Linked DNA regions of Homo sapiens: region 2 is linked to region 1. Evidence: chromatin contacts called from ENCODE Hi-C or POLR2A ChIA-PET data. All regions are on one chromosome and are shown on one strand. The core of a region is the stretch at or near the end of the contact, and the rest is flanking DNA. Distances in the headings are between cores, read along the strand shown.

Region 1 (4,553 bases), core at 995-3,494:
TTGGCCAGGCTGGTCTTGAACTCCTGGCCTCAAGTGATCTGCCCGCCTCGGCCTCTCAAAGTGGTAGGATTACAGGTGTGAGTCACCACGCCCTGCCAAACATACCAGAATTTATACCATTGTCTGCCTCTGAAACTCCTATTGGCCCTTCACGATTCAGCTCAGGAGTGCCTTCTGAGCAGGCCTTAGCCCATGATATCAAGTAATTACCCTATTTTAAGGATCCTGTTATTGTTTAACATTTTTTCCCTTTCAGAATGGATTTGGGGCCCAGCTTATCAGTAGTAACTCAAGAAAATATGTGACATTTCTTTATAGCTCACCTACTTTTTTTTCACCTAAACCAATATTCTCAAGCTGGATCATCATCAGGCTTGCCCGTAAGTCTAGAGCTCTATTAAAAAAAAATTATCTTTGAAAGTCACTGAGGCTTTATTAAAGAATGGAAACAGCTTAGAAATTGAGCAGGGAAGAGAGCTAGGTGTAGTGGTGCATACCTGTAGCTCCAGCTACTTGGGAGTCTGAGGCGGCAGGAGGATCGCTTGAGCCCAGGAATTTGAGGCTGTAGTGCATGATGACTGTGCCTGTGAATGCACTCCAGCCTGGGCAACATAGTGAGACCCTGTCCCTTAAAGTAAAAAAGAAATTGAACAGAGAAAATGACCTTGGAATATAATTTCCAAAGTTGACTACTCCAAAGGTCTTAATTCTTACTTGAATATACACATTCTGCTTGTGCTTCCTAAATAACTGACCATCACATCTGCCAGGTGTTATGTTGGGAATGGCAAGCTTTCCCCCATCTGGAATGCCTTTTTCTTTCTTGTCCACTGCTGGGCTCCTTTCCACCCTTCAAGATCCGGCTCAGCTCTTCTTTTTGTTTTGAGATGGAGTCTAGCTCTGTCGCCCAGGCTGGAGTGCGGTGGTGCGACCTCAGCTCACTGCAACCTTCGCCCCCCGGGTTCAAGTGATTCTCCTGCCTCAGCCTCCCGAGTAGCTGGGACTACAGGCATGTGCCACCATGCCCGGCTAATTTTTTGTATTTTTAGTAGAGACGGGATTTCACTGTGTTAGCCAGGATGGCCTTGATCTTCTGACCTCGTGATCCGCCTGCCTCAGCCTCCCAAAGTGCTAGGATTACAGGCATGAACCACCGCGCCCAGCCAGCTCTTCTTTTTGTGGGAAGCCTTCCCTGAACCTCTCTCCTCATCCCTAACATGGTGTTCTCATAAGACCCTCTGCCAACTTCAGCCATTGTGAGTTTGTGTAATCTGATTTTCTGCCAAATCTGATTTTCTTTTTTAGAAAATAACATTTCTTACTTATTTTTTATAATCGACAAATAAAACATGTATATGTTTATTGTGTACAACATGTTGTTTTGAAATGTGTATACATTGTGGAATGGCTAAATCAAGCTCGTTAAGATTGAGTTTATTAAAAAGTATGTGATACATCTGTCTTAAATCTCAGTTCCACTTCAAACATTGAACAGAGTGAGTCCTCAGGCAGTTAAGTTTAATGGGACACAAGAAACCCTCAAGTGGGTAAGATCTGATTGTATCTGACACTCTGCATCAGCAGTGTGACATTGCTCGCCTAGTTAGAATATTCTGAGGTTCAAATCCTCCCATCTCCCTGGCCCGGTGACCCAAGCTGCCTTATTGATAACTTTTGCCTCTTTTGTTCACAGAGTTCTTATCATTTTTGTCACATTGAAGGTTTCCTTTCATGAGTAGTTTCGGGAAGCCAGCTTTATTTAGCTTCTCCCTCCTAAAAGGAAAAGAAAAATCAGAGTTTATTTCATTTCCTTAATATTTTGTAATCTAGTTCAAACAGTGACATTCCTCAGGGTAGGTTTCACTATTAACTCCTCAGTGGAAATGAAATTGTATAGCAGAAAAATAAAAATGAAGCAAATGTGAAGTTTCATTCAAGCATGGGGCAAACATTGGTCTTCCTTTGGCCCATTTATCAACCCTGGGCCCGTTTGTCAGTTTCCAATTTTATAAGCATGTCGCGGGAGTAAAGGGAGAGCAGCAGGTTATTGAAGAGAGAAGTTCTTGTCATTACTCACAAACTCTTTCTTTGACAAAAGGCTAAAGGTCTTAGAAAAGGGAAAAGGAGGAGGGGGAAAGCCAGGTTTAACCACAGGATGCAGCACAGGTTTGTATTAGGATGTGGTCCGAGTTACAGGGCCAGTAGGCCTGGTTGTATCTGTGCTGGGGCCTTTGTGGCTGGGATCGAGAGAAGCTGGGCAAGTCATGAAATTAGAGTGATCCTGGCTTATCCAGTTTTGTTTAGGTTTCATAAAAAATACTTTGTGTATTAACGAGGGCTCTTTTAGTTGCAAAACAGAGAAAACCTAGCTCCAAGTGGCTTAGGCAAAATAAACACATAAATCTATCGACCTGAGAAGTCCAGCAGTATCATATTTCAGGCATGTCTTATTTTAGGGATTCAGTCATTAGGGCTTGCACATTTTCTCTCTGTCTCTTGGCTTCGCTTTCTTTGGTACAGTCATGCTGGGCAGGTTATCTCCTCATGGTGACCCCTTGAAGCTCTAGGCTTATATCTTCTAGTTCAAGAAAAAGAGAAAACAGAGCACCACTCTTACCTTCTGGCAAGTCTCATGGTTGGCTTCATGTGGGTCATAAGCTTTTCCTTGAACCAGCCACTAGAGCCCTGGGGATTTGCTACTGTGATTGGCTGTGCCTTGGCCATGTGCCCCCTGAAATAAGGAGTACAATCATCTCTGCCTGAAACACATGGGCCTAATCCCTAGAGTGTGCGCTCTGCGCTCCATAGGTATCTTTACTTTGTTGGTTTTGTTCACTGCTATATCCTCAGCACTTAGAAGCATATATGGCATGGAGTAGTGCACAAAAAATATCTGTTGAATGATTGAATGGGTGTAGGGGAAGGCTGATTCCCCTAGAAAATTTGCGAGGCTTTTAACAGAAAAGGAGGAAACACGTGCCAGGCTATAATAGATGTTCCTTCATCATGCATGCAGGAGAGCAATGACAGCAGTAATATTAGCTCTTGTCACACTCTTAAATCTGAACTTATACCCACCTCTGGATTAGGAATCGATCCTCTTGAATTGATGTTGGAGCTTCATAAATCACACTCAACATAGCATGATGAATAGACGTGGAGGGGATGGCAGAATCACTGGGGGACCCATCCACCTGCCAGGAATCCAAGAGAACCACCTTTATGCTAAAGACTAACCCTCATTGTTACTGGCATTTTGGTTATTCATTCCTCATTTAGTTTTGCTTATTTTGTTCACTGCTGTGTTCTTGGCCTTGGTATACATAGTAGGCTCTTGGTACATATTTAATGAATTAATGAGGAAATGAATTAAGGAGTCAAAAAACATTTATTGAGTCTTATTACATGCTAGACTTTATAATAAAAGGAACTGGAAATTCTGGAAAATGAAAGGGAAATGAAAAGCATAGCCCCAGTGAAATACCATTTCACACCAACTAGGATGGCTATAATAAAAAAGACAATAACAAGTGTTGGCAAGGATGTGGAGAATTTAGAAGCCTTATACACTGTTGGAGGGAATGGAAAATGGTACAGTGGCTTTGTACTACAGTCTGGGAGTTCTTGAAAATGTTATATATATATATATATATATATATATATATATATATATATGTAACAATATGTTTATAAAAATATAAAAATGTGTGTGTGTATGTACAAAAAAGTTACTGTACTCAGCAGTTCCACTCCTGAGTACACACCCAAGACAATTGAAAATGTGTTACTGAAACACCAGGGGTTCAGTCTAGGTCCTGCTGCTCACTGCACAGAAAGCCAGATCACTGAGAGGGCAGGTATTGCTAAGGAAGAAGGCTTTAATCGGGTGCTGCAGCTGAGAAGATAGGAGCTCAGTCTGAAATCCATCTCCCTGACCAACTAAAACTAAGGTTTTATATAGTAGGGAAGAAATGAAACAAACTGTAACAAAACAGGATCTAGGTAGGAGCAAGGAAGCAATTAGGATGAATGAGGGTTCCCCCATCTCATTGTCTGGATGCAATGATCTGGTGAGTTTCAGTTCTTTGATACTTTTTTTTTGAGAGACCTGAAGGTCATTTCCTGAGGAAGGATCTCAGATAAACAAATATAAATTTCTTTTAAGACCAGAAGGGTCAATTTCTATGTTTATCAAAAAAAGCTATCTGTAGGACTATTGGGTCAGTTTTACATATCCATAGAAGAAAAACTTGTATATGAGTGTTAACTCATAATAGCTAAAAACTGAAAACAACCCAAATGTCCATTAACCAGTGAACAAATAAAATGTAGTATAGCCATACAATGAAATATTATCCAGCCATAAAGAGGAATAAAGTACTGATACATGCTACAACATGGATGAACCTTGAAGATACAGTAAATGAGAGAAGCCAGTCACAAAAGATCTCATTATATGATTCTGTTTATATGAAATGTCTATCATCACCAAGTTCACAAAAACAAAGATTAGTGTTTGCAGGGGTTGGAGGGAGGGACGAATGGGTCGTGAC
Region 2 (4,553 bases), core at 1,449-3,948, 120 kb before region 1:
CATGGATTTTCAGATTATTAGAGATTAATGTGTAGATCTTAACGCCTGTGCCTTCCCTTCTCCTTCTTTCTCCCCCCTTTCCTCAGCCCTTTCCCCTGCATCCCATATTGAATTTTTTGTACAGCAGGGCTGACATGTCCTGCATAGCTTAGTTCTCAGGACTTTTAATTAAATAAAAATTTTTTTTAAAAAAGAAACTTTGCTAAGACAGACTTTTGGCATGTTAAAGTTGAACTTGAGTTTAGTTTCTAAAATAATTTAATTTTTTTTTAATCTTTAAAATAATGACTACAGGAAATACTTCTAAAATAATTGATATTCCCCGTGGTAAAACTGGGGTTATTACTGGATGAATTTCAGCATGTGTTCTTTTTTCCTGGGGTGAAAAAAAAGTGTTGGGGAGTGTTCCATTGTATGCCAAAACACATAAATTGTAATCCCTCAAACCTCAGAGCGCCCTTCATATGGTGGTAGTTATTTGGTATATTGTAAAATGTGGCCTGGAGATTAAAATAAGAAATAAAATATTTTACTATATACGGATCAGTTAGAATATTCCTTTTAACACTTTTGCATGGATACTTTGGTTAAAATAAATCATTGTATTGAAGCAGACGTAGCATTGCTGCTCGTTTCTATTTCCTATATGTATTTTATATTTCCTACAGATGAAGAATGACCAAAATGTCAGCCCCATTAAAGCAGAAATTTTTTTTTAGTGCCAGTCTCCATCACCTAGAATGGTACCTGATACATAGTGATTGCTCGCTAAAAAAATGTACTAAATGAATGAGCTAACAAGCAACCAAAATTAAAAATGACACTATCACTTTTCACTGATAAACTTCCTTCCAGAAGTATTGGGAACGTCACAATACCTGGTGTTTGTCTGGAATTCCGATTAGGTGCCGCCTGCATGTTCCTTTAGCCCCCTGAGCCTTCCCACAGATCACAGCTTCCCTTAGAGTCAGTCCGTGCAGAAAGAGCTGTGTCTTAGTGTTCATGGTTGTATTGGTAATGCCACATCTAGCAGCATAGTGGTTTCTTAGTAAATATTTGTTGGATGAATATAGTGCTTTATAGTTTCAATAATGCTTTCATATTCAGTTTGAATGGTTGACAGCTCCATGAAGTTGGCTAATAGTATCATCCTAGTTTTATAGATGATGGAACAGAGGTTAAAGAGGCTGTTAGTTATCCTTGGGTCATAAGTAGCAGACCTGGAACCACAACCTCTAAATCTGTTAATTTCTTCATCCCTTGTTTCAGAACAGCTTTAAAAACATTAGTGAACCTATTAATTAATTAATATTCGCCTTCCCCTAGTTGAAATCCTACAGGGAAAGTTATTACATGAACCCTTTTCCAAACTGCCCTAAGGTTATCAGTCACAGACTTTGTTGGATGCCAGTTTCGGTTTTCATAGTAGTTCTTTTTTGGTTACCTGTGATAGATTCTTTTTGAAAGAAAATTTTTTTTTAACGAACCCTCATTCTTTCAAACAATTTATATTCTTCTTTCCCAGACATTTTAACCTGTAAATTTATCAATACTGTAAATCTAATTTTTATAATAAAAATATTCCAATACTTTTTTTTAAGTAAGTTAATGCAGTAAATCAATGGTTCCCAAAATTAAACAAATTTTCACAGCCCTAGAGGAGTGGGCTCCAGTGTGTTCCTTCTTGCCTTGTCTGCCTGGTCATTTTGACATAGAAATTTCAGCTGTGTTGAATTGGCTTGGTGGATATTTCTGGAATCAGGCTTGAAAAGGAGAGACCTTCCCTGTGACATTAGTAAAAACAAAAAAGTCTGAGTCATGTGGATCACCTGAGGTCAGGAGTTTGAGGCCAGCCTGGCCAACATGGTGAAACCTGTCTCTACTAAAACTACAAAATTAGCCAGGTGTGGTGGTGCGCGCCTGTAATCCCAGCTGCTTGGGTGGCTGAGGCAGGAGAATCGCTTGAACCCAGGAGGTGGAGGTTACAGTGAGCTGAGATTGTGCCACTGCACTCCAGCCTGGGAGACAAGAGGGAAACTCCTCATTTAAAAAAAAAAAAAAAAAAAAAAAAAGCTGGCCAAACATTGAAGATCCTCAAATGGTGGCAGTGTCTGGGTGCACATTTTGCCAGATCCATTCACGGAGGCCAAAGACCAACTGACATATGACCAAGGTTTTGAATAAAAAAGGATTTCACAATCTATGAATCAAATCCAGTTCTCATTTCTGTTTAGTCTTCTGTTGAGAAAAATAACTTGGTGACTTCAGTAAGCTTTAATCTACTTTGTGATTCTTGGGTTAGAGGTTATTTTATCAGACTGCTACATTTAAACTTACCCTCATTATCTTACAAATGACTTTAAGGTGTTACTGGAACAATACTCACCACAAAGCTATGATTTCATTGTGAAATACCAACAAGACCCTGATTCCGTTTGCCTGCTGCAGACATTAATGTTTACTGTTAGAACTGAGGCATCAAAGGGAATAAATAAACTGCTGACATTGTGTTGCCTTCAGGATCCGTCACGGGAATATATGGTAGGGGTTTGAGAAGTGGTTTTGGGTGGAGAAAAAGCATTTTCTTTTTTCACCCAGCGCCTGACTTCTCAGTTGAGGCGGGACAGAGCCATTGTGTTTGTTCGGGCTCTCGCAAAGCCAGATCACATCAGCCCGGGCCGCGGCTTTATGCGCAGCCTCACAGTTCATGCCTTTGTTGCCCTGATGCACAGTCGGGAAAGGATGACGAGAAGGGAGCTCAGTAAAGACCTTTCAGGGATTGTTTCTGAGTTTGTCATTGCCACCTGTCCTCCTCTCTCCCCTGGCTTTTCAGACTATTCCCATTTTGTGAGACTCCTGGGTTTCTGATTGGTGTGGCGTGGATACCATAGGTAGATGTAACACAAAAAGTGGAAGTAAACAATGTTTCAAAGAAATAATCTTGAAGAAGAGAGAAAAAAGCCTGCTCTTACTCCAAGGCTGTGTGGACATAAGCGATGAAGGATTAGGATTATTTTAATTATTAGTGACTGTATTGTTTTCTTTATTTCTTTTTTTTCTGAGACGGGGTCTTGTTCTCTTGCCCAGGCTGGAGTGCAGTGGTGAGACCTCAGCTCACTGCAGCCTCAACCGCCCAGGATCAAGCAATCCTCCCACTTCAGCCTTCTGAATAGCTGGACCACAGGCATGTGCCATCATGCCCGGGTTTTTTTTTTTTTTTTTTTTTTTTTGAGACAGTCTTACTCTGTTGCCCAGGCTGGAGTACAGTGCTGCTATCTTAGCTCACTGTAATCTCCTCCTCCTGGGTTCAAGTGATCCTCCTGCCTCAGCCACCTGAGTAGCTGGAATTAGAGGCGTGTGCCACCATGCCTTGCTAATTTATGTATTTTTAGAAGTGAAAGGGTTTTGGCATGTTGGCCAGGCTGGTCTTGAACTCCTGGCCTCAAGTTATCTGCCTGCTTCAGCCTCCCAGAGTGCTAGGATTACAGGCATGAGTCACCATGTTGGATAAATATTTAAAATTTTTTGTAGAGATAGGGTCTCACTATGTTGCCCAGGCTGGTCTCGAACTCCTGGGCTCAAGCAATCCACTTGTCTTGGCCTCCCAAAGTGCTAGGATTACAAGTATGAGTCACCGTGCCTGGCATCTCTTAATTTTTGAAACCACTAATGTCTTTCCCTTAAGACTTGGGTCATTTTGGAAGTAAGAGGCCAGACTTGATGCCTTCAGACATTTATTATTTCTAACACTGGTGCATGCATCTTTCCTGTCTCTCACAGGTGGCTTGGTGCAAGTGTAGTTTTATCTTGTTGAAAGCCTTTTGTTCTTCTTTGAACAGTGGGACTGTAGTGTTATCAACAGGGCCAGTGCTAGGACCAGAAAGCTTTCGGTGTGATAGGCAGTTTCTGTTCAGGACACCTGCTGCCCAAGCACAGTGCACTCATTGTTTCTTCAGTTGAACATGTTCTAGGCAGAGCTGTGTCTTTTTTAGCCTAGGATTGAGTCTTCACTTTTTCTCCTGCATGCGTTTCATTTTTGGTAGAATAAATTTCTGTCTTCTTCTTCTGGTTTTGCTGGTATGAATTTAATACCTGCACGTGATTTGTACAAAGTTTATTTCCAAGAGTTCATGCTGAAATGTCATAGTGGTGGAAAGAGCACTTGGTCAAAGTGGAGGCAAATGGTCTGGACTCTCATTCCTGCTTTGCTGGCTGTGTGGCTGAGGGAAAGACATTTTACCTCTCTGGGCACGGGCTTATTAGAGCAATGGGTTGCCAAGGCCCCAGTGTAAAGATTCCACCATTGTGTCTTGTGTTTTTCAGGATGCCAAGAGCATCAGAAATGAGTGTGCCAGGAGTCATTAAGGGCCCTGCTCCTGTGAGTAGGTAACACCAGGAGGCATTCTTTTATTTATTTAATTTATTTGTGTATTTGAAACAAGGTCTCACTCTGTCTCCCAGACTGGAGTATAGTGACGTGAACATGGCTCACTGCAGCCCCGACTTCCCAGGCTGTAGTGACCTTCCCACCTCAGCCTCCTAAATAGCTGGGC

The links. A loop is a pair of places that touch in the nucleus more often than their neighbours do. ChIA-PET counts read pairs that join two places held with the same protein, here RNA polymerase II (POLR2A). Pooled maps may share reads with other maps.
Region 2: a pooled map shows a loop between it and region 1 (2.0-fold over the local background). The contact joins two enhancer-like sites. A Hi-C loop is called at or near these places in 1 of 50 pooled maps. POLR2A ChIA-PET finds 5 or more read pairs at or near these places in 5 of 52 experiments (A549, H1, HEK293 and 2 more).

Annotation. Positions count from the first base shown.
Region 1 is chr4:41,026,487-41,031,039 of GRCh38, reverse strand. All of the region lies in intron 5 of APBB2 (amyloid beta precursor protein binding family B member 2), which reads left to right. Among named protein-coding and RNA genes, the nearest start is that of APBB2, 190 kb to the left of the region's middle. Within about 2 kb of position 2,244, at least 3 of the 41 ENCODE cell types and tissues checked have a DNase peak (open chromatin) inside an H3K27ac peak, as active enhancers do.
Region 2 is chr4:41,145,001-41,149,553 of GRCh38, reverse strand. All of the region lies in intron 1 of APBB2 (amyloid beta precursor protein binding family B member 2), which reads left to right. Among named protein-coding and RNA genes, the nearest start is that of APBB2, 67 kb to the left of the region's middle. Within about 2 kb of position 2,698, at least 16 of the 41 ENCODE cell types and tissues checked have a DNase peak (open chromatin) inside an H3K27ac peak, as active enhancers do.